Linked DNA regions of Homo sapiens: region 1 is linked to region 2. The links are chromatin loops, found by intact Hi-C in ENCODE. Cell type or tissue: A673. All regions are shown on one strand.

Region 1 (2,500 bases), 550 kb after region 2:
TCTTTTCTTATTCCTGGCTTCTGGATGTTGCTCAGTTATTGGTAGTGGCTCCAGCATGAGCTTACCTTTTGTGCCACAGGTGTCTTCAGGCTCACCTTTTCATTTCAAGATTCCAAAATAGGAACACAATTCAGATATGGAATCCCATGTCAAATGCCTTAGAGTAACAGTTTTTGGAACTCTTATCTGAAACCACCCTTTGTTTTCTCTGTCTAAAGTGTATTTATTAATGTTTATCTTTCCTGATGGGTAAGCCAGACATACTTCCCAACTGCTCTGGAGGAAACTTGCCAACTTTGAGGGTGCTCAGGTGTTTCTCTTGTCTTGTCCTCTTGCCTTGCTCTGAAGTGTTCTTCTCATTGAACATCACTTTCACTTGCTGTGTGGGTTTTTTTTTTTTTTTTGAGACGGAGTCTCGCTCTGTAGCCAGGGCTGGAGTGTAGTGGCGCAATCTCAGCTCACTACAACCTCCACCTCCCGGGTCCCAGTTCAAGCAATTCTCCTGCCTCAGCCTCCTGAGTATCTGGGATTACAGGCATGCGCCACCATGCCCAGCTAATTTTTATATTTTTAGTAGAGATGGGGTTTTGCCTTGTTGGCCAGAGTGGTCTTGAACTCCTGACCTCGTGATCCGCCCGCCTCGGCTTCCCAAAGTGCTGGGATGACAGGCGTGAGCCACTGCGCCTGGCCCACTTGCCCTTTTAAGAGTCTGTCTCTCCCAGTTGACTCCTAATCTAGACTGACTCTTGAGCTGCTTGTGGGGCCACAGGTGGAAGTAGTGTGTGGTTCAGAGCTAAGTCTGTGGAGCCAGACTGCCCATCTTCAAAGCTTGCCCCACCACTCAGGAGCTGTGGGACCTTGAGAAAGGCCCATTTTTTTTAAATCTTTTAAAATGAGATAACATTGATATCTACTTCATAGGATTATTTTGAGGATACATGAGTAAATAGATGTGAAGCGCTTGTAATAGTACCTGACACATAGTAAGTACTCAATAAATATTAGTGCTTATTAATGTTACAAACTCATCTTCATGACATTCTCGGTGGTTAGTGACCGTTATGCATTGGATTGAAGGACCGTAACTATTACCCCTGCAGGAGTAGCTCCGAGGAAGACACACCTGTATGGCACATAGACCTAATTGAACAGGGCCTGTGGGCATCTGTGCATGCTGATTTCCCCTGATCATCTAAACTGCCTCCTCCTTGAGTGAGGTACATGCACACTGGAGAAGAGTTGTTCCCAGAGCCCACACACCTCACTTCTGCAGGCTTATCTACCTCTGCCCTGAGAGTGGAAGCCTGACCTCCTACATGGGCCCAGACCCTTCAGTTATCTTTATTTCGATCATGACTTCCAACATTGTGTCTGCCATGGGCTCCCTCTGCTGGTTCCTCTAGCGTGTATGCAAATCTATGGAATAACAACTTTTAAAAATTCAGTTTCAGATTTTTAGGAATGTTTGCATGAAGAACACATTTGAAAATGTCTTTTTTTTATATGTGAGTGATACAGATCACATGTATATTACTCTTTTTTTGACAGCTGCATTATGAGTTGGGATATTTTCAGGTTTGAAGTTTTTTGTTTGGTTTGATTTCAAATGGGGACTGTCATGATATGCTGAGAAACTTCTTCACAAGTAGTCATCAAAACCTGATCATTATGTTTTATATTCTAATATATGGTACTAAATATCTCAGAATATCATTTTAATAGTCTAAAGTGAATGTTATTTTAACATCTAAAGATGTGGAGACTTAGTTTTAAAGTCTGAAAAAAATAGCCTAGACTCCCAGGACATTGTTATGTTGAGGGTTTAGTACACGTTAGAAAATAGTACCTCCAATTTATTGGGTGATTCATTATTTATTTGGGGTTATAATTTATCAATAAAATGTGCCACAGTGTCCCTAAAATTGCATTTTAAAATAAGTCTTCTGTTTCTTTCATTTCCTTATCACTGTTTCCTCTCTCTTCCATCTTTCCTTCTCCTCCTCTGCTAGAATCAAACAGCATCAGTAGGATAACTGCAAACATGGAAAATGGAGAAAATGAAGGAACAATTAAAATTATTGCACCTTCACCAGTAAAAAGGTCAGTGAAGTTAACTGAAGAAACGTACAATTATATGCTGTTGTAAAAATGCTTTTTTTCTGTAGACAAGGTTAAAAATCTTTTAACTTTGATGATTAATGAATACTTTTGATCCATGGGATCCAATAAATCTCTGGGCCAAATAATACATTAAAACACCAATGAAATATAAAACATCAGGACCTGACTCTCTTATTTGAAGAAAGTGCTCTTTTTGTCACAAGGTGAACTCACAGATTGTCTGTGGTCTGCATTCTCCGCAGAAAATTAAAAATTTCTTGTGATTTTGAAAATGGCATGATATAATGGACTAACTCAGAGGGACTTGTAAAATAAAGTAGATGATATTCATGTTTAATGTACTGTGTTCATTATAGTGGTGCACTGAACTGTAGCCCTG
Region 2 (2,500 bases):
CTAGGTAGGCTGGGTGCGGTGACTCATGCCTGTAATTCCAGTACTTTGAGAGGCCGAGGCGGGTGGATCACCTGAGGTCAGGAGTTTGAGACCAGCCTGGCAAACATGGCAAAACTCCGTCTCTACTAAAATACAAAAATTAGCCGGGCGTGGCGGTAGGGACCTGTAATCCCAGCTACTCTGGGAGCCCAGGAGGTGGAGGCTGCAGTGAGCCAAAATTGTGCCACTGCACTCCAGCCTGGGCGACAAGAACGAAACTCCATCTAAAAAAAAGTTGTGGGGAGGGGGCCAGGCGTGGTGGCTCATGCCTGTAATCCCAGCACTTTGGGAGGCCGAGGCGGTGGATCACGAGGTCAGGAGTTCGAGACCAGCCTAGCCAACATAGTGAAACCCCGTCTGTACTAAAAATATAAAAATTAGCCGGGCGTGGTGGTGCACACCCGTAGTCCCAGCTACTTGGGAAGCTGAGGCAGGAGAACCGCTTGAACCCGGGAGGCGGAGGCTGCAGCAAGCCGAGATTGCCCCACTGCACACCAGAGCCCAGGCGACAGTGTGAGACTTCGTCTCAAAACAAAAAACAAAAAACAAAAAACAAACAAACAAAAAAAACAAGTTGGGGGGAGGGCTCTAGCCATGGAGTAAAAAATACACTACACAACTTTTTTTAAGATTAGCTATAATTCTGCATTTATCTGATTTCATATCATCTAAATTCCATGTAATCTCTATTTTATTTTCATTACAAAAAATTTCAAACATATACCTAAGTATGCAGAAAATTATAACAAAGCCCCATGTACCTTCATATCCCACATCAATAATTATCAATTCATGGTCAGTTTTATCTCATCTACACCCATATCCACTTCCTCTATTTCCACCCCTCTGCCTCAGACTTATTTTTAAAATAAAGCTCAGGCATCATACAACTTCTTTGTAAATATTTCAATATGTATATTTAAACAAGGATTCTTTCTAAACACAAACACAATAATATCATTATACTTAAAAATAAATATTTCCTTAATATACAGTGTTCACATTTCCCTAACCCATAAACACTTATTTCCCTGGCTGCTACAAAGACACATATAATCAAATAGCAAAGCAGTGTCCTCTTTTGCCACTAGATGGTACTACTACATAAATTTTAGACTTTAAGTAATCCGGTTGGAGGAGACCTACTTTTTGCTGTTTTTTGTTTTGTTTTTGTTTTTGTTTTTCAGACAGACCAGGTCTGGCTCTTTTGCCCAGGCTGGAGTACAATCTTCCCACCTCAGCCTTCCAAGTAGCTGGGACCACAGATATACGCCACACCTGGCTAATTTTTGTATTTTTTTGCAGAAACAGAGTCTTGCCATGTTGCCCAGGCTGGTCTCAAATTCCTGAGCTCAAACAATCTTTCTGCTTGGCCTCCGAAAGTGCTAGGATTATAGGTATGAGCCACGGTGCCCAGCCTCCTTTTGCCTTTTTTGGGGGTAAAGAGATTAATGAACAGGAAACGTGATTCGAGTTTATATAAGGTATTACAAAGTCTAGCAAGTGATTTTGGGAGAAATAACCATTGTGTGGATTAATTTTAATCCACAGTAGGAAGTGCCAATGGTTTCAAAAGTGTCTACACAAAACAATATTCTAAGACAAAATAAATAGCTCATGGTTTATGCTCTTTCACAGCATAAAACCTTAAAAAGAGATATAATTTCATTACAGGGCTGTAATTGTTATGGTACCACATGTCCAATTCTAAGGAAATATGTTAATGGATTCACAAGATGTCTGTTGAAGCACATGCTGAGTAAAATAAAATTTATGGTTGGTTTCAGGTATATCTGAAGTGCCACTATTCCTGATGTATATAGGTTGAGCATTCTAAATCCGAAAATTTGAAGTCTGAAATGCTCCAAAGTCTTGAGCTTTCTGAGCACCAACATGACACTCAAACGAAATGCTCAATGGAGCATTTCAGATTTTGGATTTTCGAATTAGGAATGCTCAAGAAGTATAATACAAGTATTTAAAAATCTGAAAAAATATAAAATCCAAAACACTTCTGGCCTGAAGCAATTTTGGGTAAGGGATACTCAACTTGTATTATACCACACATATAAATGATCAACTAGATATTCCACTGTAGAAATTTGAGGGTGTGACTTCTATTGTCACTCTGAGAGACATTCCACTTCAGTGTGGAGATGGATCTAAGGGTAAGTTACATTGTCTCTCAAATATGAGTTTTGAATTGCTTAAGGAATTAAACAAACTTTAAAAAAGAGATCTCAGAGTTCTACACTACAAAACAGACATGTACTATCTAAACAGGCCTGCCAGGAGGAGTTCTCTGCGAAATATACCATACTAAAGTAGATGAAAGAATATTTTAATTCTGTATTTTAAAACTTTTAAAAACACATGCCAAGTATAATGATTTGAAATGTAATGTGTTGATCAATGTTAAAATACCAAACTACTCTTTTTTAACCTGTTAGGCAACTAATGC

Evidence for each region. A loop is a pair of places that touch in the nucleus more often than their neighbours do. Peaks named below come from ENCODE experiments on the same cell type or tissue, not always from the same donor. Only the 100,000 strongest peaks of a DNase experiment are listed, where the experiment ranks them.
Region 1: it touches region 2 in a loop (3-fold over the local background); 5 of 110 quality-filtered maps call a loop at or near these places.

What each region holds. Positions count from the first base shown.
Region 1 is chr5:112,209,492-112,211,991 of GRCh38, reverse strand. It overlaps EPB41L4A (erythrocyte membrane protein band 4.1 like 4A), which reads left to right. Exons shown (of 23, transcript NM_022140.5): 13 at 2,010-2,100. Among named protein-coding and RNA genes, the nearest start is that of SNORA13, 49 kb to the right of the region's middle. In A673, a CTCF peak has its summit at 1,398 (motif pointing left); no DNase peak of the experiment used is centred here.
Region 2 is chr5:112,756,410-112,758,909 of GRCh38, reverse strand. All of the region lies in intron 2 of APC (APC regulator of Wnt signaling pathway), which reads right to left. Among named protein-coding and RNA genes, the nearest start is that of APC, 20 kb to the right of the region's middle. In A673, a CTCF peak has its summit at 1,124 (motif pointing right); a DNase peak (open chromatin) is centred at 1,129; H3K27ac peaks cover 494 bases.